Regions from separate parts of the Mus musculus genome. Here all the other regions are linked to region 4. A link is a loop called in an ENCODE intact Hi-C map of the cell type or tissue named here. Cell type or tissue: heart. All regions are shown on one strand. Links, peaks and the distances in the headings refer to the core of each region. The heading gives the core; the rest is flanking DNA. Region 1 holds the start of Dedd2 (death effector domain-containing DNA binding protein 2). Region 2 holds the start of Gsk3a (glycogen synthase kinase 3 alpha). Region 3 overlaps Dedd2 (death effector domain-containing DNA binding protein 2). Region 4 holds the start of Rps19 (ribosomal protein S19).

Evidence for each region. Peaks named below come from ENCODE experiments on the same cell type or tissue, not always from the same donor. Only the 100,000 strongest peaks of a DNase experiment are listed, where the experiment ranks them.
Region 1: it touches region 4 in a loop (4-fold over the local background); 2 of 42 quality-filtered maps call a loop at or near these places.
Region 2: a loop joins it to region 4, with 2.5 times the contacts of the local background. A loop is called at or near these places in 2 of 42 quality-filtered maps.
Region 3: it touches region 4 in a loop (2.3-fold over the local background); 2 of 42 quality-filtered maps call a loop at or near these places.

What each region holds. Positions count from the first base shown.
Region 1 is chr7:25,215,868-25,223,080 of GRCm38, reverse strand. Dedd2 (death effector domain-containing DNA binding protein 2) reads left to right here and starts at 3,222. Exons shown (of 5, transcript NM_207677.3): 1 at 3,222-3,317; 2 at 3,914-4,280; 3 at 5,414-5,536. The coding sequence starts at 3,953. Zfp526 (zinc finger protein 526) reads right to left here and starts at 1,656. Exons shown (of 3, transcript NM_175436.5): 1 at 1,577-1,656. It overlaps Mir7048 (microRNA 7048), which reads left to right and starts at 5,356; the gene lies at 5,356-5,413. In heart, for the core only: a CTCF peak has its summit at 4,101; DNase peaks (open chromatin) are centred at 1,710, 2,410, 3,120, 3,910 and 1 weaker place; H3K4me3 peaks cover 4,137 bases; H3K27ac peaks cover 3,352 bases.
Region 2 is chr7:25,235,492-25,242,704 of GRCm38, reverse strand. Gsk3a (glycogen synthase kinase 3 alpha) reads left to right here and starts at 4,854. Exons shown (of 11, transcript NM_001031667.1): 1 at 4,854-5,327; 2 at 6,965-7,152. The coding sequence starts at 5,045. Erf (Ets2 repressor factor) reads left to right here. Exons shown (of 4, transcript NM_010155.3): 4 at 1-145. In heart, for the core only: CTCF peaks have their summits at 1,469 and 3,297; DNase peaks (open chromatin) are centred at 3,304, 4,224, 4,344, 4,904 and 2 weaker places; H3K4me3 peaks cover 2,807 bases; H3K27ac peaks cover 3,580 bases.
Region 3 is chr7:25,206,556-25,213,768 of GRCm38, reverse strand. It overlaps Dedd2 (death effector domain-containing DNA binding protein 2), which reads left to right. Exons shown (of 5, transcript NM_207677.3): 4 at 2,471-2,620. Among named protein-coding and RNA genes, the nearest start is that of Mir7048, 7.6 kb to the left of the region's middle. In heart, for the core only: no CTCF peak of the experiment used is centred there; a DNase peak (open chromatin) is centred at 3,010.
Region 4 is chr7:24,880,333-24,887,545 of GRCm38, reverse strand. Rps19 (ribosomal protein S19) reads right to left here and starts at 2,954. Exons shown (of 6, transcript NM_001360119.1): 1 at 2,879-2,954; 2 at 2,340-2,410; 3 at 1,994-2,094. The coding sequence starts at 2,410. In heart, for the core only: a CTCF peak has its summit at 3,559 (motif pointing left); DNase peaks (open chromatin) are centred at 1,185, 3,285 and 3,405; H3K4me3 peaks cover 3,027 bases; H3K27ac peaks cover 2,984 bases.

The DNA of each region.
Region 1 (7,213 bases), core at 1,212-6,211, 340 kb before region 4:
ACAGATTTTCTCTGTGTGGCCCTGGACTGTCCTGGAACTCAGATCTGTAGACTGGGCTGGCCTTGAACTCACAGAGATTCACCAGCCTCTGCCTCCCAAGTGCTGGGGTTAGAGTTGTGCGCCGCCACTGCCTTGCTGGTTCTGTTTTGTAGAGACAGTCTATGTACAAAGGCTGGCCTTGACCTCACTCAGTATGTACACGGGGACGTCTGGTTCTCAGCCTTGTTTCTTCTGCCTCCCAAGTGCCATCGGCCACTTTCCTTACCTCTTTACTTGTGCTCATGCCAGGAGCATGGAGACTTTAGCTGGTAGCCCTGGCATACAGGCTGCTCATGTACTGCTCCCAGAGGGCAGGGATCTTAGCCTCTTCACCACCGAGGTGTTTCCAGTGCCAAGAAAGGTGCCCAGCACACAGTAAATACACAGACTCATTCAGTGACGAGTTAAGGCTCCCTATAGACGATGTCCTGGGACCTTAACCATCTCTGTGCACACTACATGTCTACCCATTTTATGCATTTCCATGATACATAGCCCAGTACAAGGCCCTGTTATTAGTTGATGACCAATAAACCATTTGCAGATAAATGACTTGCTAAATGCTCAGGAACCAAACTTTCCTTATCTACCAATTCCAAATACCCCATTAAGTGCGCTCTGTTTTGAAGCATCTCATCTTGTAACCCTGGCCTATCTGGAACTCACTATGTAGGGCAGACTGGCCTCAAACTCACAGAAATCTACCAGCTTCTCCCTCCCCAGTGCTGACATTGAAAGCGGGTGCCACTACACCTGCCTGGCTCCTCATTAAGTCCGAACCAGTCCATAAAGGATTTTCTTAGAAACAATCAAATGGGCTGGGGGTGGGGGAGGTTAGCATTCTGCCTTAGTTACAGCCTCACTGCCAAGACAGAACTCCCCTGGCTTGGATCAGAGCATGCTACATGGCTTGTAGCAGGTAAGGAGCGGATGCCCAAACTTTACAAAGTATGGATGAGCTCATACACAGAAAAACATGGTGCACAGGACCCAATCCTATGTGCTCTCTGAATTTCATCCAACTCAATCCTTCCAAAACTCACTTAACTTGCACACAATCCTAATAACACTGTCCTTCTAGAAAGTAGCACAGGTATCCCGAAATGGACACTTTTCCGCCTGCATTCTTTTCCCTCCCAGTCCTACACCGTGTCAGGGGGTAGGTGGAATTCAGCTAATACCTCTGTATACGGAAAGGAGATCTAAGCACCTACACCAGGGGCCTGAAAGTTCAACTTTCCCGCTACACTGCTTTTTTCCCTCCTACCAGATTCCTCTTCTCTGCAGCGTGAGAGCCCCCTGCAGGGGTGGGGTGTGCAAGCGAGCTCAAGCTGAGGCCAGCACAAGCAGGGGATCCAACGACGCCTCTAGGGCACACAGGAAGGAGCTGTCGATCATCCCGCGCTGCTCCAGCCCCAAGCGCAGGCCCCAAGGCTCTCCGACCCTGAGCGTACCCTTCCCTCTTCCTCCACTCTCTCCTTACACCCAGCGCTCTCTTCCCCGCCCGCCCTGCGGCGCCCTCACCCATCTCTCTTACCTCCAAGCAGCCCCTGCCGCTCTTGACACAGACCCTCCACTCCAGTAGTGTAGGACCCTTCACTATCCACGCCTCCCATTGGGCGGTGCTCTCAGGAGAGGCAGCCAATCAGAGCTGGTAGCGCAGGGCACGCGCCCTCGCGCCTGCGTGTTGGGAGTCAGGCGGGGCTCCGCGAGTTTCTCCACGCAGACACCAGTGCCCTGGAGGCGGTGTCCGGGACCAGGAGAGGCGCCTGCGCAGTTCTCCGGGGCCGCTCCTTTCCTGCTGTTTGAAAATTCAGCGGAGAAAAGTGTGCATCCTTATAGAGCGAGGTCGCACAAATGAACGTGGCGGTGCGAGACTTTGACAGGTGTTATCTCGTAGCAGAAGAGACTGAGCGTTTCTGACAGCGTAACTAAAAAGCCAGACACACTTGTACTTTTCCTGCGCCGCCTCAGTTTTTGCTTACGTGCAAAGTGGACTGGAATCGCATCTCCTGAAAGGTTGTTGAAGGCATTGAATTTTGTCATACACATAAAAATGTTCGGCTCGGGGCCTGATACACCGTAGTACTCACTATAGCCCACCCATCATAGAAGCTTTACCGTTTATAAATAGCTTTCCCCTTCCTCCCATTCTTTGTCTGATTCAATGATATTCACACAGAGAGCCCATACCGTGGACTCCACTGCCATCCGTTTCACAGGTGGAAAAGCTAAGGCCCAGAAAAGGGAAACAAACAGCCAGCATTGAGCCAGAGCCTCCCGCCCCTTAGGGAGACAATTCCGGGGGTGGAAACCAGTCCTAGAAGAGACCTGTCTTAGGCACGTGCTGGCCCTGACCTTGAGTCACCTAAGTGGGGGAGGAGGAGCGACCGTCACGCTCAAGGCCTCGTGTAGGGGACATGAAGACACCCTAGCCTCCACTTCTGTGACAGGATTGCTCTCATAGGTGCAGGTTAGGAGGGGCATCTGGGTGGCTCCAAGACTCAAGAGGGCTCAGAAGCGATTGTACAAAGGCTGTTCTAACCGTGGGTGTGGTGTCTATGATAGGAGGTGCTGATGGACGTCTTCGGAATGTGCTGCACACAGGGGGTGGCAAGGTCTATTGAGATTTGGGAAGAGGTATCATTCTGCTGCTTGCGACTGGAGAATTTATAAATTGGGGCTGGGGAGCTGTATGAGCAAGAATTTCCATGTAGGATCTGAGACAGCAGAGTTGAGTTGTAGGTTTCTGGTTGCCACCAGAATGGGGCATACTGTATTACAAGTCCTGATTATGAGCCTTGAGCGCTCCAGGGAGTCGGGACCCTCGTGACTGGTTTACTTTGCGCTGACAGCTGTTGGCACTGGTCATGTGGGTGTCTAGGACGTGATCAGGAGGAAGAGGTAGTCTGTGGGATGAGTAATTCCACCAGGTCGTGTCATAGGATTCAGGGGACACACACCGAGCCTGAAACCACCATCAAGAGCAAGACACAGCGAGGTTTTGCTCTTGCGCAAGCGCAGCAAGGGAGAGTCCGGACGCTTGGGTTAGGGGCGGATCTGGAGTCCTGGAAGGGGTGGAGCTTGAGGTCTGATTCTGCGCTTGCGCTGTAGGGGCGTGGCGGTCGCACCTGCGCGAGTTGGGCGAAAGAGGAGGAGCGAGGTGACGCAGGCGTAATAATAGAGAAGGTGCCAGAAAGATCCAAAACAAGTGGCTGCGGCCGTCGCCCAGAAGTCATCGGACGCTGGAATCTGGTGAGGATAAGAGAGGCCTAAAGGTGACTGGTGAAGGGTAGCTGGAACCACTTGGGTGCTCGGGTGAGGGCAGGATCGATCGCCCTTTCAGGGAGGGGGGGTCGGATTCAGACAGTACCACCTGTGTGGCGCTCAGGGTTGTCTTGGTCGGTCCCACTTGCAGGGGGCCGAGGGTCACTTTTGAAAGGTATCACTTGAGTGGGATGTTGGAGCTAGCAGGAAGGTACTAGTGGACAGAACCCGAGGGCTATGACCGGACATTTGCCATCCGAAGTCACCGGGCAGTGGACAAGGTGCCCTGCAATGGGCCATGTAGCTCATTCGAGCTGGTCGTCTAGGTCAGTCGGTGGCAAGTTCGAAACGTACTACTCAGAAAAGGGCATCTGGGCTTGGTCCTCCCGACAGTGATGTGGACCGGTGGGGTCTAGCGTTCGACCTGTTACTATGGGATCTCGGGCGATACCATTCCTGTCCGTGGGAGGGAGAGAGGTTGAGACCGTTGAGGGTGTGGGGGGCGACTCTGCCCGGAGACACCTTGCGGGGCCCACGCTCTGGCCTCTGTGGGCTTTGAGCCACTGTGTCGCTGACCACGACCTCCTCCCCGCCGTGTGGGTTCTAGGCCCTGGTTCTGAGCTTGTTCCGCACCCCTCCCCTGGGAATGGCGTTGTCCGGGTCGACCCCGGCCCCGAGCTGGGAGGAGGATGAGTGTTTGGATTACTACGGCATGCTGTCGCTTCACCGTATGTTCGAGGTAGTGGGCGGGCAGCTGACCGAGTGCGAACTGGAGCTCCTGGCCTTCCTGCTGGATGAGGCCCCCGGCGCCCCCGGCGGCCTGGCCCGCGCCCGCAGCGGCCTGGAGCTGCTTCTGGAGCTGGAACGCCGCGGGCAGTGCGACGAGAGCAACCTGCGGCTGCTGAGCCAACTCCTGCGCGTGCTAGCCCGTCACGACCTCCTGCCACATCTGGCGCGCAAGCGGCGCCGGCCAGGTAGGGTTTGAATAGGAAGTTGCAGAAACACCTTGCTCCCTCTGGGCCCCTGTACTTCCCTGATAAGGATATACAGTCTCCCCTATTTCACAGCGAGAAACTCAACAGTGAGAGGGTATGGCTTAGGTAGAAGTGAGCTTGTGGGATTCGGCCATATCAGTAATGATTGTGGCCACTGTTTGTGGAACTTTTTATGCCAGGAAGAGACAAACCTTTCATAGGAAAGGTTTCATAGGCACTGTCACCTGACAGCCCTCCCCCGCCCCCAGGGAAAACAACAGGTTCAGAGACGCTGGGTACCTTGCAGCATGTGAGGCTACAGAGAAGTTACAGCCAAGATGCCAACTCCACGAAACTTGTATTAGTGGAGAAGTCAATTAATAGTAAATAAGGAACTTAGCTTTGGATATGGTCGTAGAGAGGGATAGAGTACCCCCAGAATGAGGAGAGGTAACAACAAAGGAATACTTTCCTAAGAAGGTGGCGTTTGAAATGGGGTGGGGGGCATGAAAATGTGTCACACGCAAAGTATATGTAGCAAGGATTCAAACCTGCCTGGCCTGTCTCCAGGGTTGAGGCCCTTGATTCTGGGGTACAAAGGGAGGAGCTAGGAGGGGAGGAGTCAGGTGCCAGGAGCCTGTAGGTGTGCTGTTGGGCTCTTTCTTGAGAGATACAGTGCAGAGGTTGGGAAGGGGGGAATTATGAGTTTTTCTGTCCCACAATAAGCCTGTGGGATTTGTGTAAGCAGAGGGGCACCTCTAGGAATAGGCTGTCTGCTTTTAGAAAAAATACTGTCTTGAGTGTCACCCTCAAGAAGCAGAGAGCCCTGCTTATATATCATGGGGCTCCAGAGTGAGCTGGAGATGGGGGCAAGTGCTATTACAGGGACCTGGGCTACTGAAAGAGGAACCCTGGCAGCTGGAGCTGTTGACACGGGTTGAACCGCCCCATGAGTACTCTGTCCTGGGAGGCCTTTGAACAACCTCTGGGCGGGAGGTGCTTGAGGAAGCGTGGGTATTTGGGTGTGACCTCTGAGCGGCTGGGTCAGGCATCCCGTGGCTGGGCACTCTTCCTAGGATGCGGGGCTGAGAGGTGAGGAAGCCGAGATAGCTTCTTCCATTCTCTTTCCCCAGTGTCCCCTGAGCGATACAGCTATGGCAATCCCAGCTCTTCTTCCAAGAGGACAGAGGACAGTTGCCGGCGTCGGCGACAGGCGAGCAGTTCTTCGGACTCTCCTCAGAGTCAGTGGGACACAGGTGAGTCTGTCCTGTGACTAATGTCCTACATCCTGGTCCATCAAGGAAATGGCCCGAAGGGTTTTGTATTTTGCGGTGTGCCTGTGTTTATTATTGCTATCGGAGGAAGGAAAAGCATGTGTCCTGAAGCAACAGGGTTGTGTCACAGGGACTCATTCAGATAGCATCAGGCTGCCTGTGACCCAGCAGTCATGGCTGGATATATTGCTAAGGCTTATTTTATGATGGATGCCTTTAACTTGTTAAATTATTGTATTCTAGTCAGTGTATACACACATGCACATCCCTATTTTTTTGTTTGTTTGTTTGTTTGTTTGTTTTTCAAAACAGGGTTTCTCTGTATAGCCCTGGCTGACCTGGAACTCACTCTGTAGACCAGGCTGGCCTTGAACTCAGAAATCCACCTGCCTCTGCCTTCTGAGTGCTGGGATTAAAGGCGTGTGCTGTCACTGCCCGGCCACATCCCTGAATTTTTTTTTATTTTTATTTTTTTATTTTTTTAAGAAAGAGCAGAAGGAAGGAAGGAGAGAGAGAGAGCGAGCACAATTTTTTTTTTTTTTTTTTTTTTTTTTTTTTGGTTTTTCAAGACAGGGTTTCTCTGTATAGCTCTGGCTGTCCTGGAACTCACTTTGTAGACCAGGCTGGCCTGGAACTCAGAAATCCGCCTGCCTGTGCCTCCCAAGTGCTGGGATTAAAGGCGTGCTTCACCACGCCCGGCTCGAGTGCAATTTTTTAAAAGATTTATTTTATATATATAAGTAAACTCAGGACCTCTGGAAGAGCAGTCAGTGCTCTTAACCGCTGAGCCATCTCTCCACCCCCTACCCCCCACCCCCTGATTTTTAATTATGTAAAACTTCAAACATTCAGAAAAGTTAAAAGACAGTACAGAGAGGTTGGAGAGATGGCTTGGTGGTTAAGGGCACTGGCTGCTCTTCCAGAGGTCAAGGGCTCATTTCCTAGCACCCACATGGCAATTCACAACTGTCTATATCTGTATGGGATCCAATTGCCTCTTCTGGTATGAAGACAGACATGCAAACAAAGCACCCATATACACAATATGAATAAATAAAGCTTAAAAAAAAGTACAGAGAATATCTTCACTTGGATTGAGGGATGACTAACATTCTATGGCGTGTGTGTGTGTGTGTGTGTGTGTGTGTGTGTGTGTGTAATTCTGAGGTTTTCATTGAGCACTTTGGAAGTATATTACAGATATCGTTAGACCTAGCTCTGAGTTAGACAGCATAATATGAGAAGATTTCTTCCTAAGAAAATGGATATTAGTTCTCTGATCTCTTCATAGTCCACTTTCCAGCCTCTTAAAATCTGTGAAGTCTCGGAGTCTGTTAATATTGTTTGATGTATATGCAGCTTAAAAATAATAGTTATTATTTTGAGGTAGAGTGTCATTCTGTAGCCCATGCTGTCCTGGAACCCACTTTGTACCCCAGACTCGCCTCTAACTAAAGCAGAGGTTCTCAACCTGTGGATTGAGACCTTTTCATAGGGGAGGCCTAAGACCATGGAAAACACAGACATTTGCATTATAATTCATAACAGTAGCAAATTACAGTTATAAAGTAGCAACTAAGCCGGGCAGTGGTGGCCTGCACATGCCTTTAACCCCAGCACTTGGGAGGCAGAGGCGGGCAGATTTCTGAGTTTGAGGCC
Region 2 (7,213 bases), core at 790-5,789, 360 kb before region 4:
CCGTCTGTTGCAGAGTACCTCATGTGGGGTGGCTCGTGACAGCTCACAGCTTCAGTTCCAGGGGAGGCAGCTTCTGGCAACCACTCAGAATTGGCATAGAGTCACTCAGATATATGCATTAATAAAGATCTTTTTAAGAAATTTACACAGATGCATATGAATGTTTGGTCTATATGCATGTCCGTGCACCTGCATCCGAGATGGTGAGAAAGGGGCGTCAGATGCTCCGGAAGGACAGAAAGATAGTTGTGAACTGCCGTGTGGGTGCTAGGGACCGACCCTAGGTCATCTGCAAGAGCAGCAAGCTCTCTTAACCACCAAGCCGTCTTGCCAGCCCGAATAAATAAAACTATTTTTTTTTTTTTTTTTGGTTTTTCGAGACCCGGTTTCTCTGTATATCCCTGGCTGGCCTGGAGCTCACTTTGTAGACCAGGCTGACCTCGAACTCAGAGATCTGCCTGCCTCTGCCTCCTGAGTGCTGGGATTAAAGGCGTGCGCCACCACTGCTCTGCTTATAAAACCAAATCTTAAAGAAACCTTGGAAAGTAATCGGTCATCCTTGTCCCACCAGCTCACCTCCTGCACGCACCCCCCACCCCCAAGCAGATTTTAAGAGGGATTTGTTGACTGACCTGACCTGCTGTGTGCCAAGTGTTTAAGCATTTCAGTTTCTCCTTTCCTTTTTTTTTTTTTTTTTAATATTTTTTTTTCTGGGATGGTTTCTCTGTGTAGCCCTGGCTGTCCTGGAACTTCTGTTGAGCAGGCTGGCCTCCAACTCAGATCCACCTGCCTCTGCCTCCTGGGATTAAAAACCCTGTGCACTCTCGAACACAGACACACACACATCCCAGCTCAGGCCCCACCGCAGCACATTTTAGTTCTTTAAGCATTCAGCAACAAAGGGCTTCATTAAACTTGCCTGTAGACCTAGAATTGAGCTATTCGACAAAGTAGCGCTTAATCTAATGTCTTAACAACAGCTGGATTCTCCAGTGGAAAGCCAGTTGGAGTCCAGATCGAGGGATCTGGGGTCTTAGAATTTGGTTGATGAGGAGCCTATAGAGCTAAGAAACCAGGAGCTTTCAGTGCTGAGTCTTTGAGGAGATAAAACAATCAGGAAGAGGCCGGGCTCTGGGTGCTTTAGGATGCCGGCCCCACCTGGGCAGTGCAGGTGTGATGCCCTAGGCCCTGAAAGGGGAAAGGGGCTCCCTCAAGGCCATAGGTTGCTAAGAGATAAGAGTGGGAATTGAGAACTCTGGGCCTGTTGGACTGGCTTCACTATAAAACTCCACCTTGTGCAGCCCTGAGGGAGAAGGAACCTTGAACTGGCTACCCATCTCTGCACTTCTACTTCAGCATGTGTCAGTCAGCCCTGGAGTGAGTGGGCTCTCCAGCCTGATGCTGACCAGGACCGGGAAGACTGGCAGGAAACAGGCTCTTGTGGCAGCTTGTGGGCAACTGCTCCCTCTCCTGGGTGATGTAAGCCATTCCCTGGGGTGGGAACCACTGGGTTATTTCTGGAAGTTGGGATGAGACATATCTCCTGGCAACATAGATGCAGCTGAGTTGCTAGTGGGGTGATGCAGAAAGGCGGATGTTGTCATTGCAAGAAAGAAGCAGGACTGGCTAGTGGTCTCAGCAGCAACACTCAGAATCGTCTTTTTTTTTTTTTTTAAGGCAGGGTACCTCCGTGTAGCCCTGGCCATCATGGAATTCACACAAGGAGATCAGGCGGGCCTCCAACTCACAGAGATTTGCCTGCCCCTGCCTGCTGGGATCAAAGGCATGCACAGCCATTGCTGGGCCTTCAAAGCACTTCTAATCACATGGCTCCTAAGAGTTCAGCTTCAGATCCCCTCCAGAGGACAGGCCATGATCTAATCAAACTTGTTGTCCCAGATTCCGGTTGTGTGGGACGTCACAGGTGATTTTTGGCCTTAAGAACAGCAGCTCCTCCAGTCTCTAATCGCCCACCGGAATCCATTTAGAGGTCTGGAACATTTCCTGCAAAAAGATGCCCTGAACTTAGTGTGGTGGCACGTGTCTTTGCCCTCAGTACTGGGAAGTCTTAGTTGGATTGCTGCTAGTTTGAGTCTAGCCTTGTTACAAGGAACAAGACCCCATTTCTTCCTCCTCTCCCTCCTCCTCCTCGCTGCTGCTCTTCCATTTTGGTCATTTAGGACAGGGTTTCTCTATGTAGCCTTGGGACTCTATAGACCAACCTAGCTTTGAACTCAGAGATCTGCCTGCCTCTACCTCCTAAGTATTAGAACTAAAGGTGTGCACTAAGACCTTATTTCTTTTTTATTGTTGATGTGGTTTAAGAATATTTATTTTATGTACACCATAGCAGTCTTCAGACTCACCAGAAGAGGAAATAAGATCTCATTACAGATGGTAGTGAGCTACCATGTGGATGCTGGGAATTGAACTCAGGACCTCTGGAAGAGCAGAAGGTGCTCTTAACCACTGAGCCATCTCTCTAGCCCCTAAGACCCTATTTCAAAAGAGAACAGAGGGCTAGGGATGTAGCTCAGTTTGTAGAGTGCTTGCTTAGCACACACAATTCTCATCACCAGAAAACTGTCTTGGCAACACTAGTCTGTAACCCAAGCACAGTACAGGCAGGAAGATGTCTTCAGCTTCATAGTGAATTTGAGGGCACCCCGGGCTACATGCGACCCTGTCTCGAAAGAAACAAAAACAAGACATTTGTCCCTGAGATCTTTGCTTCCAACCAGAAAGTCCTCCATACACCTTTCACGACTTTTACAAATGAATTCATTCCAATTAAAATCCCATTTGTAATAGCCCTCCTCCAAAGTATCTCCATGGCTCTCGAGGCCAACGTCTCTTCCTTGTGTTTCTTAGCCATTCCTCATTCATGGCAGCCCAGAGGTTTTCCCTCACACCTTTCATAAGTTTCCCTTGAGAGTTCTCTATAATTCCCCAAACAATTGTTTTACATTGCTTATATCAAAGTCTTTAATCTCTTCATGGACCCCCATCAACTCCTCCAAACATCTTTAGAACCTGCTTAGACACTTGGAAACATCTTACAGATCTTTGAATTTGCTCTCCAGTGCCGCACAGATCTCAATGCCAAGAACGGTCCCCTGGGCAGGTTCCACGAGTTCTGGCGGTTAAATAATGTGTTCTATCCTGCTACATAGCCTAGTGAGATTCTTTGATCCTATACCTAGGGGCTTGACTTCACTTTTCAACTGGGAGCAGCCGTCAGAGGGCGGCAGCCACCATGCGACTGTGTTACTCCAGAAACTCCCTCTACAGTCGAGCGTGAAGCGTCTGCAGGCTTTGCGAAGAGGGCGGAAGTACCCGTGCGTTGCCTTCTGGATAACGTAGTCTTTAGAAGCGCTAGCAGTACCTTCTGTCTCCATTCCGTGTCCACTGAGAATTGCAATAGGGAAATGACTGAGCAGACAGTACTGTAGGCTTCAGAAAAGCCCCAACAATTAGGACGAACACAGGCTGCGAGTAAAGTAGAGCACAGACTCCGTTTCTGAGGCACGAGAGCTGACAGCATTTTGACCTCTGTCTCTGCGCCCCCCCCCCAGCCCCCAGTTTCCTACTTTGGTGCGACTTTTCCCGGGTATTAATTGATTAACAGGAGACTCGACATACTCAAGAAAGCTGAAACTCCTTCGTGTAGTCGGCTCCCTTCATTCAGATTATCTAGAATCCTGTAATCTAGGAAGAGGATAGACGCAAAAAATTGGGGGTTCAGGACAGAAATTCTCTCTTTTTTTAAATCCTGCAGCTCATCTTCTTGGTCCTAACCATATTGCTAGGGAAAAAGGTAGACTATCGGAAAACAAATGTTCTGAGGCATAGTCGGGACTGTTTACTGTACTAAATCCGTTGAGAATGTAAGGAGACGTTATTCTCTTCTCTATATGTGGTTGCTTGGGACTACTTTTTCTAGCACTCACTTATCGGTTTAGGTCTTAGACCTAGGGATCAGAGAAGACATTGTAACACATTATAGTCTCCCTTGGGAACAATTGTCCTTAACCTTTCACCTACACTCTCAGCCACAGTACTCCCTTTGGACTACAGCTCCCACGAAGCCCCAGAGCCTAGCTTCACGAAGAGTCAGAGTCTACTGTGGATTATTCCCAGCATGCTTCTGGTTGCTGGTAGCTCTCATCAGCCTCGTCAATGGTGAGGCAATATTGAACTTCATTTCCCAGAAGACACCAGGCTCATTGAAGCGACGCGCATAACTCTTGGTGTCGACTACATTTCCCGGAAGGAACTGCGACGCTGCTAGCTGGCCTGAGAGAGCGCGATGCCTATTCTACTTCCTATCAGTTCCTTCCAGTTACAGTATCTACTTAAGGTTTGAGGAGCATCTGAGACTTCATTTCCTATAGTGCTTTATCAACCATTCTACACCTGCAATGCGGTGAGGGCGTGGTGATGACTCCATTTCCCAGTGTGCTTCACAGCCAGAGTACTAAGTATTCACGGGTGCGGACTCGATTTCCCAGAATGCACGCGGTGCAGGAAGTCACCGATGGCCCACAGATTGGGTGGGTGGCTGGACTCCATTTCCCGGCGTGCATCATTCTTGGATGCTGCTCAGTATTGGAGTGGCTAAGATTTCGTTTCTGAGATACTCTAAGGGACTTGCTTTTTCCTCTGTGTAGTGAGTGTGTGGCTCTGACTGTGTTTTTCAAAGTGCTTCCAAGTTAGCTTTTGGCAGAGTCGGGTGACATTAGCCAGGACTCTATTTCCCGGTGTGCAGCGCGAGCCGTCACACCCCGCCCCCAGCAGTCAGCTACTCTGAGGGTTTGAGAACTCCATTTCCCAGAGTGCTGTGCGGGTCGAGGGTGGTGACAACGAAGCCGACGGCAGAGGGACTTCATCTCCCGGCGTGCCCCGCGGCGGGCGCTGGGCCGGAGCCGGAGCCCGAACGGCGCGGCCTGGAAGAGGCCGGAGCCCAGGGGAGGCGGCGGCAGAGGCAGCGGCGGGGGCAGCCCAGGCAGCCCGAGCCCCGCGGCCTGGGCCTGCGCTCGGCGCCATGAGCGGCGGCGGGCCTTCGGGAGGCGGCCCTGGGGGCTCGGGCCGGGCGCGGACCAGCTCGTTCGCGGAGCCAGGAGGCGGAGGCGGAGGTGGTGGCGGCGGCCCCGGGGGCTCGGCCTCTGGCCCAGGAGGCACTGGCGGCGGGAAAGCGTCAGTCGGGGCTATGGGTGGGGGCGTGGGAGCCTCGAGCTCCGGGGGTGGCCCCAGCGGCAGCGGCGGAGGAGGCAGCGGTGGCCCCGGCGCGGGCACTAGCTTCCCGCCGCCGGGAGTGAAGCTGGGCCGTGAGTACTTAGGGGCGCCCTGTGGGGTGGTGATCTGGGTTTCCCAAGCGCATCAAACGGCAACCAGATTCTTTCATGTACCCAGAGAGAAGCTCGAGGTCACCGTGCTGCTTTAAGCCAGGATCGGAGCTTTCTGTCTCCGAGATAAAGGAGTTTGAGGGTTTACCATCACTTGGAGTTTAGATTCAGAATTACCAACACCCAAGAAACAGAGGTCACAGGTCCTATTCTTCCAGTTATCAAGGTCTCGAGTACTTGACGACGTTGCCATCCACAGGAGACTAGGATCAGAGGTCATAGTTACTTGCCAATTTGATCTAGGATTGTTGTCCCCTAAGAGACAAGAATATGATTTCTGTCACTATCCTGTATGAAAAGGGGGCTATTCGTTTCCTTCCCATCAAAATTGGTGATTTGGATAGGATATCCTTTAGAAACACCGATTCAGAATTATTAATGTTTCCACAGAAAAGGGCCAGGTTTAAACCATACGGCCTGACATTATCACCTAACCCACTGAAAACGTTTAGACTTGTAGTCAGTCCTCGATGATGGCAGTAAATAATCACTATTGTTTATAGATAAGAATAGCTTGGGAATAAACACAGGCTTCTAAGAAAGCTCATTGTCAGTTTTCTTTTAAAACAAGGTGAGGGAGCAGGGTTCTTTAGCAAAAATGGAGTGGGGGGGCACAGGTCACACCTCTTATAAAATATGGTTTTGAAGTGGCTGGTACTGGCTCTGAAAAAATAAATAGCCATGTGGTAGTATTTTTCAAAATATCCCTCACTGTCCCCCTTGCAAATTGCCTTTGTTGGTAAGTTTCCTAAAGGGAGTGGGTCCCTAAGAGTGGCAACTAGGCTTGCTGCTACTCAGAGACAGGGAATTGGAAACCAAAGCTTTCCTTCAAAGGCATCAGGCTGGGATATGCCTTCAGCAGTTGTGGAGTTGAGCAGCTCCATTCTCAGGCTAGGTACTACTCTGGAGCACACAGAGGCCAGACCAGTGCCCATAACAATGTAGAGTAGTTGGTAAGAGTAACAGACCCCCAACCCTCCAGTCCTTATCCCCAAGTGAGGGCCAGGGCAATGGCTCTTCAGACCAGCTTGTTTCTGTTACTTAGGACCTCTGCCAGGAAGGATTTAGAAGTCAGTGCTCTGGCTGTGAGGATTGACAGTGTTTTTTTTTGAGGAAGGAACACCCCCGTAGTTTCTGCTCCTTTGTGTGGAAGGTGGTACCTTGTACCTGCCCTGCAAAAGGGAAGAAAGGCTGGGTAGCCTGGTGTGGCTGGATTCTACACCTGAGGTGTTGGTGGCCCCCACCAAGTGATTTCACTGCTACTTGCTAGAAGTAGAAATTTGTAGGTGCTTTATCCACCAGTGGAAAGTAAGCTTGAATGTTGGTGTACTGCTATATGGAAGACAGAATTCAAGGTTTCCTGGAGGAAGCGCTAGGACATAACTTCTCCCCATTCTTAGGCATTGAACCCAAGGTATTGGCCTTATGTGTGCCAGACAGTTATTCTACCACAGAATAATCACTGTCCTGTCCCTACAGTGAACTGAGCAGCTTTCCCTCCCTGGGCTGTGGTGGCTAGAGAGGAAAGATCAGTGGATTGTATTCCCTTTGTTCCTTAGGTGACAGCGGGAAGGTGACCACAGTGGTAGCCACTGTAGGCCAAGGCCCAGAGCGTTCCCAAGAAGTGGCTTACACTGACATCAAAGTGATTGGTAATGGCTCATTCGGAGTAGTATACCAGGCACGGCTGGCAGAGACGAGGGAACTGGTGGCCATCAAGAAGGTTCTTCAGGACAAAAGGTTCAAGGTAGCTTGGGTAGACTGGAGGTTTGGGCGCTGGGAGTGACTGCTGAGTGTACCTAGCAATA
Region 3 (7,213 bases), core at 977-5,976, 330 kb before region 4:
TTGTTTTTGTTTTTCGAGACAGGGTTTCTCTGTATAGCCCTGATTGTCCTGGAACTCACTCTGTAGACAGGCTGGCCTCGAACTCAGAAATCCACCTGCTTCTGCCTCCCGAGTGCTGGGATTAAAGGCGTGCGCCACCACGCCCAGCAGAGGTTGAGGCTTTTAAGTTTACTCTTAAGTATGTGTATATTTGGGTTTATAGACTTAGGTGCTCATCCCCAGGGAATCCAGAAGAAGATGTCAGATCCCCCTTGCCCCCCCCCCAAAAAAAAAGGTTAAGTTACTCATGGTTGGAGCCACCTCAGGAGGGCATGCTGGGAATTGAACTCAGGTTTGGCTCAAGAGCTATGTACAGGCTAACTGCTGAGCCATAGCCTGCACCCCTGACTGTTTACTGTTACAGTGAGAGTCTTGGCCGTTGGTTCTGAGATAGATTTACTTCCTTTGTTTTACCGCAGTAGTGAGGCAACACCACATTTTATCTGTAGAGGCTCGTTTGTTCCTAATGTATTCTTTCAGGGTTTGCAACAGAAGTGACATGTAAGGAGTGTTCAAGAGTGTTTTGATTTCTCTCCTACACTGTTGCAAACTGTGTTACAGTTTTTCTTCCAGTTTTTGTAAATTTTTCCAGTTCTGCTTTCCTTTAAAATCTGACTACTGGTGTATGTGTGTATGTGTGTGTGAGTATGTGTGTGTGTGTGTAAGAAACTTTGAGACAGGGTTTTACAAGGTGGCTTGGGCTTGCCTGAAACTCACTATGTAGACCACACTTGCCTTGAACGCACAGACATCCACCTGCCTCTGCCTCAAATGCTGAGATTAAAGATGTGCGCCAGCCACTAGTATGTGCTTGTTCTTGTTCTTTGCTTAAATCCAGCCGAGTTTGCAGCCACACTGTTCTGAGGCAGTGCTTCTCAGCCTTCCTACTACTTCCACCCTTTCATAGGATTCCTCCTGCTGTAGTAACCTCACACCATAAAACTTGCAACTTTGTAGCTAGTGTTGCTGCTGTTATGGATCTTAATGTGGAATCTGTGTTTCCAGGTGGTCTTCTGTGACCCCTAGCTAGGAAAGGGTGGTCTGACATCTGATGGTTGAGAACCCTTGTTCTAAGGTACCTGCCCTACTTCCTTCACCAGAATCCTGGTGGTACCAATCATGTGGGCCAAGTTCATTGTGCCCTTTGATTTTATCCTTCGTTTATGCTGCGAAGTGTATAAAACAGTTAAGTGACTGAAAGGCAAAACTGCAAGCATGTGTGTGAGAGTGTGTGTGTGTGTGTGTGTGTGTGTGTGTGTGTGTGTTGTATAAGAAACTTTGAGACAGGGTTTTACAAGGTGGCTTGGGCTTGCCTGAAACTCACTGTGTAAGCAGCCAGTTTTCGTTCTTTCTAATGTGTCCTTTCAGGGCTTCCAGCAAAAGTAAAAAATGGCTGGAGAGGAGAGTTCAGGTTCTCTCTCTCTTAGGCAAAGTGTTACAAACTGTACACTTAATTTGTCTCCAAGGCTCTTCTGTATTTCAGTTCTAAGACAAGGTTGCTGTGTAGAGCAGCCTGGCCTGTGGTTGCTTGCTTCTCACTCCCCTTAGCCTCCTGAGTATAGAGATGCAGACATTTAGGGACTATGCCTGGCTCCTGCTTTGTGTTACTGGGTTCAACAATTTACCATGGATATCATTCCTCCTTGAGAGATTGTTGCATTGTTTTTTGTTTGTTTGTTTGTTTGGTTGGTTGGTTGGTTGGTTTTTCGAGACAGGGTTTCTCTGTGTAGCCCTGGCTTTCCTGGAACTCACTTTGTAGACCAGGCTGGCCTCGAACTCAGAAATCTGCCTGCCTCTGCCTCCCGAGTGCTGGGATTAAAGGCATGCACCACTATGTCCAGCTAGACTGTTGCACTCTTATTTTGTTGATTTTTGTCTTTAAAGTACAAAGCAAAACACCGGTTTGTGTGTACAGAGCTGTGGTGCATCCCAGAGATCAAATGCAGGTCCTTAGGCCTAGTAGTAAGTACCTTTACCCACTGAGCCAGTGCGCATGTGCGTGCGCATGTGCGTGTGTATAAGAGAGAGGGGGAGAGGTTGAGCCATGTTAGATAATATACCACTGAGTTATATCCTCAGCCTCTATTTTGGGGGTGGGATGGCGATAAGCAGTTAAGGCAGGATCTCTTAGAGCTGGTCTGGCCTTGAACTCCTTATCGTCCTGCCTGTACCCCAAGTGCTGAAGTTACAGGTGTGTGCCACCATACCCTGGTTGTGGTGGTTCTAGATGGCAGTTGTCAAGCCTGTCTCCTGTTGTGAATGTGTTGGCAGTCTCTAGGGTCAGACCTGCAAGGGTGTACTGTATGGTGGTGCATGCACCCCTCTTTTAGAAGGTCCCCCCAAAGGCTCACTGCACTAAGACCTCCTCCTTCTGAGCACCCCACCTTGGCATTCCTTCCTGGTCCTAAGCTGCTGCTTCTTTGTCTTCTAGGCTCCCCACCAACCAAGCGGCAGCGGCGGAGTCGGGGCCGCCCTAGCAGTGGTGCCCGGCAGCGGCGGAGAGCAGGCCTTGCAGCCTCGCAGCAGCACCAGCAGCACCAGGAGTTGGGCAGGCCCTCCTCAGAAGGCAAGGTGACCTGTGGTAAGTACCCATGGGCCTTGAGAACGCTGTAAAGTGCCTATGGTGGGCCCCGGGGCTGGAGGGTGAGCCATGCCACATTCATCTGGGGTGTGGAAGACCAGGCTGGCCTTGAATTTACAGAGTTCCACCTGCCTTTGCTCCCAAAGTGCTGAGATTTAAAGGCGAGCGCCTCTCTCTCTCTCTCTCCCTCTCTCTCTCTCTCTCTCTCTCTCTCACTCTTGCTCTCTCTTGTCTTCAGCTTTGGCATTTAAAGAGACTGCCTGGCCTTGGGCAGGTGACAGAGGTGGGGCTTGGGGGTCAGGTTCCTGCATCTGTACAGTAAGATGCCAGTGGTCCTGCCTAGAGCTGCTGTCAGAAGAGACAGTCACCCACATAATCCTCTTGGGACACTGCCTGGCCGGGACATGTGCCGAGTGAGGTCTGTGTCAGGGAAGCCCTGTCACTGTAGAGCTGACTTCGCAGTTGGGTGATAATCCATTGGAGCTGAGATTGCTGAGACCAAATGGGTGCTGCCAAGGGCCAGGTGGAGAAGCCAGCCAGACCATAACAGGAGGCTGGGCAGCTGCAACATGAATGGAGTGTGGGTTTCTCTCTGTGCTTCTAGTTTCTTTCGTGTGTGTGTGTGTGTGTGTGTTGGTACAGGTTTTTATTATGTGACCCAGCTTGCCTGGTACTCAATATATAATCCCCAAGCTGGCCTTGACCTTGGAATCCTCTTGCCTCAACCTCCCTAGAGGTAGATTATGTAGACATGTAACCAACATCCTTGTCTCCGGACCAGTCTTTGCCCATGGGATATTCCACTGTGGTCTGGAGGTGTGCTAGGGGATTGGGTATGACAGCCATTTCTGGTCCTTCTATCTCTGAGCTAGATAGACTCAGGGACCCAAAGAAACTCAGATATGGTCTCAGACTCCAGAGTATCTAGGCTGTGGGAACTTGGATAAGAGGCATGGTAGCCAGGCTGACTTGACACAGAGCCAGTGGGGTGCAGGGAATGCTGCAGAGGAGCTGGGCAGGTGGTCCCCCCATGACCTCAGTGTAGAGTGTCCAGTGGAGTCAGGTGCTAGAATGAGAGGCTTTGCCAGTGGGGACAGGGAGATACAGGGAGATATGGCAGGAGCGACCTCCGACTGTGTTCTGGGGCTGCAGAGCCCTAGAATGGCCCGCTTACCATTTCTATCCTTTAACTTTTTCTTTCTGAGCATCTCTTTATCGGGCACTGCAGGCATCGAGGACACAGTGAGACCAGGTAGGGAAGTCCTTGGCCTTCAGGAGTTTTCATGATAGTGTGGGAAGTAAAGAACTCACAGTACCGAGGTGTCATGTCATCTCAGCTGCCACAAAGCCTGGTGGGCCTGCAGGGACATCCTGATGGAGGTGTCACACCAAGTGATGCCAGCGGGAAGCTGCGGAGGCCTCAGTGGCATACGGTCAGCTGAGCAGCTGGCACAGGTTAGGAGACAGAGATGGGGTAGAAGGAAGTGCTGGGTTCTTCTGAATCTATAGGATGTACAAGCCGGAGGCCTTGGCCTGGGTGGTGCCTCCTCTTCCCCTGTGCAGAGCAAGCATAATTTGCATACACCCACCCCTCCCATTGCCCATGTGGCCTTTCAGGCAGTGGGTGTTGGCCTGTTTCAGAGATGAGGTGGCAGATACCTGTGCTCGGTACTGCCAGGAGCACAGCAGCATAGGCAGCCCATGTCCTCACAAGGCGCTGCTGGCTTGAGGGGGTGGCTGCCCGGAGCTGGGAGTCAGGTAATTAATTGCCAGTCATCTGGCTGACTGGGTAAGTTAGGGAGTCACTGCCCTGAGGGTCTGGGCAGACTGTGGAACATCCAGGCTTCAAGTGTCTTCCCTGAGGCCTGGAGGTTGTTAGTCAAGGTGTGGCTGGGACTTGAAGGACCATGAACTGCCAGTCTGACTGCTGAGTCACCTGGCAGGGTGTGGTTGGCTTAGGTTCTCCCTGCTTGGGCCCTAATTTTCCCTTCAGAAAAGTAGTGATGACTTTAACAAGGCAGTGATCCTTCCTGGGCTGACAAAGGAAGGACAGGGCTACTCTTGCTCCTACAAACCCAACAGGCTTGACCCCATTGAGAGGCAAATATAAACTATGAAGTCCTTGAGGGTAGAGGGGGTAGTTGGGGGCACTAGGTTTGGACATAGGCCCCTGAGTCCATACACCTCAGGGCTATCCAGTGGACAGTGCTGGGCCGCTCATTCTCAAGACAGCTATTGACGTAGTGCCTGCGTTCACCGCTGTGTGAGTGTGTTGAAGGGCAAGGGGAGGAAGCCCCTAGTACCAGAGCTGGCAGGAAGCTGCCTTGTTCCCTCTGTCTCCAGAGAGCTTGCAGAGGCCTCTGTTCTCCCTGAGCTGTTTCTGGTGAGAGGAAAGCCAAGTCGGAGGTGTCAGATGGGGCAGGGAGCATCTCAGCGGAGCTCACAGGAGCAAAAAGCCTGAGTGCACATCACCCTGAGTGATCCCCAGGGGCACAGAGGCCATGAGGGTTTGTTTGGTGGAGTGACGATGGGAGAAGACCGCTAAGGGGGCCAGGCAAGAACAGGGTCTTGGCGTGGGGCTCTGGCTACTGTGAAATTTGCTCTGTAGGCTAGATTGGTCTTAAGCTTCTGGTGATCCTCCTGCCTCTGCCTCCTAAGGGTTGGAATGTGGTCTGGCTCCATATCATTTCATGTGTGCAGCAGGGAGACTGGAGGGGGCTTTTCTGAGAACAGTGCCTCATGTGGCCCGCCTAGAACTTGATCCATAGCCAAGGCTGCACTTGAACTTCTGACTCGACTGGCTTTGTCTTCAAGCATGTTGTGCTACCATGCCCATGTTACAACTTTGTAATGAAAAATATACAAGAGCAGAAGGAATGCCCTCATAACCCCCAGGCCCTTTGATTTCAGTTATCCATGGTAACTGACCTCTTCTCCGTGCACCGTGATGTCATCTCTGTGCGCCGTGTTGTCCTGCAGTTATCCCAGTTGTCTTATTACTTACTAAACAGATAGAAGCAATGTCCCTTTTAAAAAAGTTTTTAGACAGGATGGCACACTATATCTCAGGCTGGACTTGAACTTGTAGTAATCCTCCTGCCTCAGCTTCCTATATGTTAGGATTGCAGGCAGATGTCAGCACTCTGCCCATTGACGTTTTCAGGCTCTTTTCCTGGCTCACAGTGGTTCCTTAATCAGGAGGCAGTAGTCACTAACCTCTCTCTGAAGCTTGGTGGCAGCCTCTCCTGTCAGGCTGGCACAGAGCCAGGCAACTGGAGCGGGAGCCTACTGTCCACTCCAGGTGGGCATTTACTCCAGGCTAGCCCTTACTGTGGTGTATATTTCCACGGAGGCTACTTGGGCTGGGCACTTCAGTGCTGTGAGAGTTAGATCTTTGTCCTCAGCACACCCACCCAGGAATGCAAGGGAGGTTCGTTCCAGGGCTCTCAGAGACAGTTGGTAGGCAGCTATGCTTACCACTATACCACCAATGCGAGACTCCAGCTGGAACCTGCTCCCTCCATCAACCTGGTGCTTGCTTGAGAAGACGCTCTCTCTTCTGCATCTTTTTCTGCCCCCAAATGAGAAGGGAACAAGGCGGTGCTCAGGCCCATGTGTGTAGGAATCAGACACAGCTTCCCAACTTTAGGAAGGCAGAGCCTGTTGGGTAGCTGTCCCCAGCATTACCAAAACAGAGTTGTAGGCAGCCTGAGCCAGGCCTGCCCTTCTCTCCGCCTGTCACTTTCTCATGAGTGTCTTGCCCTTGCTCCTGCCTACTTAGTGCTCTCACCCAGCCCCTGTGGTGGTCATCCCTGAGCCAGGGGTCCTTGTCCCCACATGACTCATGCTTAGGGCCCCGGTGCTCACCTTGGTCTCTTTAGGGCAGTGCTGCTAGGACACCACGGGGTTATGGAGAGGTGTGGTTACCTCCAGATGTCCACAGTAGGGGCTTAGCTGTTAAATGAGACCAGACCTCCCAACCCTGCTGTCAGTGACCTTCCCCACAGCTGGTGATGGCCCTAAGCTCTTTTCTCTCTGGCAGACACACCACCCTTCCCATGTCTCTGGTCTTCCTGGCTAATCCAGTGTCTACCTCACACTTCACTTCAAGTGCCATTTTCTAGAACGGAACTCTAAGGTCCCTGCCTATCGTCTTCCCGCCTGGCCTTAGAATGCCCTGTAATTTCATGTTTATATATGCTTGTGTGAGAGGCAGCCGACAGGGTTGGGCGGTTAGTAGCTTGGGCTCAGAACAGAGCTGGTCACCTTGGATAGAATTCTGGAATGGTCCAGCTTGATGATTCAACCTCTGGGCCCCAGTTTCCTCATCCACAGAAGGGAGGCTCAGCATCGCCTCGTAAAGCCGTGGACATGATCAAAGGGCTCAGAGGGCCAGGTGCATGTGTCTGGGGCAGCCAGAAGAGAGTCCACGCAAGTGTCACTTGTTCATGCTGGCTCAGGGTTGAGGAGAGGCTGTGTGGTGAGCAGGTGATTCAGGGCCAGGGTGGCACTGCGGTGGGTGGGGCTCATTGTTGGAGCGTCTTGTCCCTCCCTTTCCTGTGATCTATTTCCAGGTCGGAGGTGGACTGTGCT
Region 4 (7,213 bases), core at 957-5,956:
TAGCCAACTGCAAGCACAGCGGACAAACGGAGGGAATCACAACAAGGCTAAAAGCTTCTGCAATGGGGATTCTAGCCGTCCTTTCCAGCACCACATAAAAATCATCTCGTGGGAAACCACCTGCCAACTAATTACAAGGCATGGGCCTGCCATTCCAGAGCTTGTGTGCACTCCTTTTGACTGAATAAAGAACTATTTAGAGGCTGTAAGCAGCAAGACAGCCTATTTCTTTTTATTCTCCTCTTCAACAAGACCTGGCTCTGGCACATTTTAAAGGCACAACTTTAGATAAAGCCCCAGAATTGCTGCTCAGGAGGGGCTGGCACCTTGGATTTGAACTTACTTGCGAAGACCAAGGTTTCATGAAGCACTGCAGCCTAACAACAACAGAAGAAACTTGTGCTAAGAGCAGGGTGGGGACCCCACCCTGACCACCCCGTCTTTAAGTGTGGGATGAAAAACCTTGTATGTTTCCCTCCCCAATGCCTTCATGTTAAACTTCTGTGGAAAAATCTATTCTCCCAGCCCTAACTCACCCTCCCTTTGGTTCTCCAACGGAAGTGGTCCCCTACAAATGTCACTCTCCCAACAAGCCCCCTGGTCCTAACACAGGAGGCCCATGGAGCCTTTTCTCAGGACCTAAAACATGAGCCTGTTTCCCCACTGCACTCCAGCCCCAAAAGCAAGTGACAGAACAAGCCAGCTCATTATCCAGACAAAACTACAAACATAGTCTGAAAACTAACTTTGAACAGAACTAGCCTATCTTCGAAGAAAGTAATGCCACCTCTGTACCCCCCTTTTCAGTGTTATGACAAACGGCTACAATTTGGTAAGAGCCTGAGCTTTTTGATCAAACCAGACAGGAACCCATTAGACCCCAGAATGCTGGGGTCTTCCTGTAGCTCAGCCCAGCCCCCTCAGCATTGCCTTGGTCTCTCAAATTCTGGGAATACAAGCTCACACCAGCAGGTCTGGCCCCAAACTGCTTCTGCTCCAGAAGTGCTGGAATCAAAGGCAAAAGGCACCTGGCTCGATTCCATTTCTTGCTAACCCCATCCTGCTTGGGACACAGCTCAGTGTCTGGCGGGCCCTGGATATGGCAGCCTCCCCCCACAGCAGCTGTGGAAACTAGACAACCAACCCTGTCCACAGCAAGTACACCACTCTACCCAGAGAAACCCAACAGTCTTCCTCTCGCAACTCCACAGCCGCCCTAACCTACCACCTGAAGCACTGTCAACACCACTGCACGCTTGCTTCCAAGAGGGGGTGTGAGGTGCACACCTCAGCTAGGCCTCACCACCCTTCCCTACATCACCCTCCTTAAAAACGTGCTGGCAGGTGGAAGCACCGACCTTTTCCCACACTGTGGAATTGACCTTTTGGTTTTCAGAGGCTGTGTTGAGTCATGGTGGTCCCTGTGCCCATGCCAAAGCCTGAAACAAAGTGGATCCCGTGGACATTTAATATTAACTTATAAACTGCTTCACGGTCTTAAGCGAAGAGGAACTTACTTCCCACGACCAGGGGAATTCTCAGGCAGGGCCCCCCCCTAGCAAAGGCCTGGCCATGAACTGCAACCCTGGCACTACCCAGCAGAAAGAATCCTGCTCCCCTAAAGACTAGAGACAACAGGATGCACAAAGCACCCAGGCAGGATCCAGAGAGACCAGAGGGGCACCCCAAAGTTTTCTTTGGGCACCAGATCTGTAAGTTTCCTTTATAACAGGAGTGGCACTCCCGACCACTCAACCAAACAGGAGTTGACAGTTGTTCAAATCTAAATGCTATAACCGTGGACACAGAAAGCTGTTAAGACTCTCAAGTAAGCAAAATATGGACACTCATTTGCCCTCAGATTTCCTTTCTAGTTTAAAGCTACAGCTATTCAATAATGAGGTCTGTCTCCTGGTGTAGATGGGAGGGGAAGACAGGGTCCCTGCCTGGGGTCGCCCAGGTTCCCACTCCCAGCCAAAGCCTCAGTTCTTACCAGCTCGTGTGTAGAACCAGTTCTCATCATATGGGGCAAGCTCTTTATGTTTGGCCAGCTTGACTGTGTCCACCCATTCGGGGACTTTCAGCTTCCCGGACCTAGAACCAAGAGAATTGAGAAAAAGCACACTTCAAAAATTTCCAAAGATGACTTCAGATCTACTAACCTTTAGCAAGTTAACAAGGTTGGGGGAAAAAAAAAGCAAGAACGAACAGGTTAAAAAGGAAGCATGGTCACCGTAGGCCCAATTCAGAAAAGACCCCCAGCAAGTGGCCAGAGGGATTAATGACACATTGGGGTCACAGCGCACAGGGGTCAGGCCTCAGTTCCAACAAACACTTACTTTTTGAGGAAGGCTGCCAGAGCTCTGACGAACTCCTGCTGGTTAACGTCTTTTACAGTAACTCCGGGCATCTGAGGAAGGGACAAGCATGCCGAGGTCAGGCTTGGTGCAAACCCCTGACGTGGGTCCAGGTCAACACCAACCCTGCTCGTCGCCAGTCCACCCCAAAGCCTCAGCATCCACCCAGCCTCATGTCCCTGCAACTCGGCTCCTGCAGGTCCAACAGAGTTGCCGGGTGCACACGCCACGCGGATCGCAGCACCGCGGCGTGGTGACCGCGTGGGAGAGCCCTCCACACCCCGCTCCCTCAAGCCCACGTTCCGGGCGTCCCACTCACCCCTCCGCTGCCCACCTAACCCTCCGGGCTCCCGGATTGCGGCGATCAGGCATGTCCGGGCCTGCCGCTCGCACGTGGCCGCGGCTCCAGAGGGCGGAGCGACCCCGCGCCGGGCTTCCCGCGGTCCCGGCACGAGCTCTTGGGGCCAGAAAGCCCGGCCCCGTGGCCCCGCGCACAGCCGCGACCCAGAGCCCTCACTCACCGTGCGGCCTCCGCGCTGCCAGCCAGGGGAAAGGGAACGACGGGGTTTCCCGGGCGCACAAGTCGGGCGTCGAGTCTCGCGAGATTTCGGAGTGCTCGCGAGAGCGGCTAAACCAGAGGGCTCCGCCTTTCTGAGGGCGAATATGGCTTCATCTCCACCCAAAATGGGCGGGTCTGTAAGAGGAAGGGGTGGAGAAGCCAAGAGAAGGGACTCGGGAGGAGGATAAGGGATCTGGTTCCTCTTTCCGTTTCCTTGGGCGTGACCGGAGCGAGCTGGGGGAGTCGGCCTTCATTTGAGCCTTGTGTGTCTGGCGGGAACAAGGAGGCGGAAACTTTTGAGGGCGGAAGTGCGGGCGAAGTTGAGCGCGCACGAAAGGAAGGCGGGATTCAGCGCAAGACCCTGCTTCCTGGCCGGAAATGGGAATAGTTACGGGCGGAACCGTGACAGGCAATCCAGGGAAAAGGCACTATGACATGTGGCCACCACCACCTTTTGTGCTAGCATTAGCATTCGCGAGACCAAGAGATACACGGAAGCCCCACCCTTCTTTGGGCGGAAGTTGCTTCAGCTCCATTGACGCTCGCGGAGAGGAAAGAAGGCGTTGGGAGCGGGGAGGAGATTAGGGCGGGGACAAAGGGGTAGAGGCGGGCCCTTGGTGGAGGTTCAGCTCCGCCATCTAGTGCCGGAGTCTGGTTGTTCAGACCGTTAGTCTCCTCGTTTGCCTCTTCTGAGTCATCCAAGCTGACCTGTGCAACTTTATTATATCTGTACCTACCCACCCACCTACCTGCCTATCGTTTGTTGTTTTGAGACAGGATTATCATTAATTTATTTAGCCAAGACTGGCCTGGGACTTTTTATCTAAGGCTGGCTTTGAACTCATGATCCCCCAGCTTAATGCTACGGGAGTGTGTCACTACGCCAGGCTCTCAGTACCTCCCACTCCCACCCCGCAGCGCAGCGCATAAAATATTTGAGGTTGTGTTGCATCCAGACAAATATTATTTAAGATAGAAAAGAGAGGAGGGGCCGGGCGTGGTGGCGCACGCCTTTAATCCCAGCACTCAGGAGGCAGAGGCAGGCGGATTTCTGAGTTCGAGGCCAGCCTGGTCTACAGAGTGAGTTCCAGGACAGTCAGGGCTACACAGAGAAACCCTGTCTCGACCCCCCCCCCCCCAAAAAAAAAAAAGAAACGAGGGGCATTGTGATGGTTCGCTCACTAGGTAGAAGTTCTCCCATACGAGCCTGATTGACCTGATACGATTCTTTGAACCCATCACGGTATAAGAACTAACTACAGAGTTTTGTCCTCTGACTGCCACAGGTGCGTCTCAGAGAAGGGTGTATGTTCACATATCGCACCCTCTTTATACACATACTAAGACTTAAAATTAGAAAAAAATATTAAAAAGAAATGAATTATCAATACATAAGTGAAAAGTTAAGCCAGTTTGAGGGGCCGGAGAGACAGATGGCTCAGCAATTTCAGAAAATCTGACTTCAGTTCCAAACACCTACACTGGAGGGTCACAGTAGCTTGTACTTTCATCTCCAGAGGATGACATGTCCTCTTCTGGCTTCCTCGGGCACGTGCACTCATGTATGTACATATGCAGACACATACACACAAAAGTAAATTTAAAAAAACCTTAAACACTTAAATGGCCTGGGCATAGTGATGCACACCTACGGTCCTAACACTCAGGAGACACAGGCAGGAGGATTACAGCAAATTCGAGGTCAGATTGGTTTACATAATGAGTTCTAAGGCAGCCAAACCAGAACAGCACCAATACAAAAACCATGTATGCGACCAGTAAAGTGCACTTCTGGGGATGTCTGTGAGTGTGAGGACGCTGACAGAATCAATGGATTCACAAATAGGATGCTGCTGGTGAGAGGCTGTGGGAGGTGGAAGATGGGCTTAGCTGGAGGAATGGTTAGAACTGGGAACTCTTCTTCTCTTGCCTGGGGTCTCTTATCTGTGTGGTAGTCCTAGCTCCTCAGCAGGACACACCCAGCATGACAGTGATTTGCTCAAGGACATGGGGCCATGTGGCAATAAACCAGTCCCTTTCCAAACTGAGACAAATGAATAAATCCTTGGGTTGTTTCTATCTGGCATTTGGTCATGGTGACACATGACACATGTTGTGTCAATGGGGATGAATCCTGTGGTAGATGCATGACTTTGGTGTAAGGTCGATAGAGACGCTATTCGAGGAGTTAATATGAAGAAACCTTTTTTTTCCCCATTACTTTCCAGGTCAGCACACACAGCAGTGGGTTCCACCATGGTATTTTCACGCATGTGTGTCTTTTTACACTGTGCCCGCTCATGTCCCCTTGACGCTCCTGCTGGTTCCCTTCCTCCAGCTAGTGAGTCCCTTCTATTTCTGTTCCTAGATTCCACTGCTCTACTTCCCACCTCCCTTAAGATCTCTTCCTCCCATTTTATGACCCCACTTTCTAACTTCATGATCCCTCTCCCCCATGTAAGTACAAAAGCATGATTTTAAATCTAGGTTCTGTACACACACTTTTTGTCTTTTTCAGTCTGGCCAATTTCATTTAACATAATCGTTTCTAGTTCTGTTCATTTTCCTGGAAATGTTATGACCTTGTTTCCTCCTCTTCTTCCTCCTCCTTTTCCTCCTCTTCCTTCTCTTCTTCTTGTTTTGTCTTAAGACAGGGTTTCTCTGTGTAGCCCTGGCTGTCCTGAAACTCACTCTGTAGGCCAGGCTGGCCTTGAACTCAGAAATCCACCTGCCTCTGCCACCTGAGTGCTGGGATTAAAGGCGTGTGCCACCACGCCTGGCCGAAACACTACTTTTTTGTAAAACTAAAAGTAAGCAGAATTAAAAAGAATGGCTTGAGGCAGGAAGCTGATATTACAGTGGCTGGACCTGAGTAGACTGAGTAGGAACACCGTTCCCAAGGCGCTGTAGAGAATGAGGTCGCTCATCATTTACTCGGAGTCCCCCAGAGAGACACTGCACAATAGGCCTGTCCTCTTTGAACAATTATTCTGGGGGTTGGGGACACAGCTTGACACTAGCCTGGCTTAGAGTGATCAAACTGGTACCTCTAAGGAACATAAAGGCCTAAAGAGCTTAACACAGGTACCAAGTTGGATAAAAGGACAGATCTTGCTTTGGGGAAAAGCTCCGGACCTCGTGAGGGTCTACATAGGGTACCGTCACTCTCTACAGAGCATGAACATAGCGTTGCACGGCTAGCTATCCAAGGAGATGGGTAAGTGTGAGCCTACAAGAGTCAGGACAGGAGTTGAGCGTAGCCTGGATGGAATAGGTGTTAGGAGGTCATTTTTCTGCCTGGACTCCAAGTGTGGTCAGAAGTGGGCCACGTTCCTGTAGGGCTGGAGTGACCAGAATGTGGATTTTTCAAAGGACAGAATGTAATATGTACTCTTGAAACAAAACTTGGGTTGTTGTGGGGAGGGGCAAGGAGGGCACTTCACGGTTGGAAACTTATTGGTTTTTTCTGTAGAGCATCAAGGCAGAAGCTTAGCAGCTCAACACTCAGATCAGGCGCCATCCTTTCCTGCTCTTTGGTGGCAGCCACAGGGAAGTGGCCAGTCGGGAAAGCAGTGTTCACAGTCCACTGGCTTCAAGAGGCCTCAGGGCTCCCCAGCATCAGATGAAGGGATCCACTCAGAGAGGTGTCAGTGTGGAAGCCAGAGCAGTGTGTGTGTGTGTGTGTGTGTGTGTGTGTGTGTGTGTGTGTGCATGCGCCACTGTGCCCAGTTTGGGGTAGAGTCTCTATTGTAACCCTGTATAGACCAGAACTGTATACAGTATAGAACTCTCTGTATAGACCTTGAAGTTATAGGGGTTCACCTGCTTCCTCCCAGAACTGGGGAGTGTTAGGATTAGAAGCTTGTGGCACCATACAAAGTTAAATTCCTCCCTGTTCTCAAAGCTGACCTCTGCGCCTTTACCACACTCCCTCAGGCACCCTTTGGGGGTCCACATGATTTGAAAATGACTTGGCTAGTTAATGGTGTGGAAAGCCTTGCTAGGTCTGGCTCGGAGACGAGGAGGGTCCCATAAAAGTGAGAAGTCCTCCTCTCTGCTTCCTCCCCTGTCATTTATTTAAAAGCTATGCACCGCAGCTAACTGCTGCTTTACACTAACATAAACCTTTCTCTTAACTAGCTGATGGGTGGGCGGGATGCATGCAGCAGTGTGCAAGTCAGAGGGTAACATGCAGTTGGCCTTCTACCTCAGTAGGTTCTGGGGCTGGAGCTCAGGGTGGGCTTAGTGGCAGGGCTTTCTTCTCAGAGCCTTCTCGCAGCTGTCCACTCACTTCCCT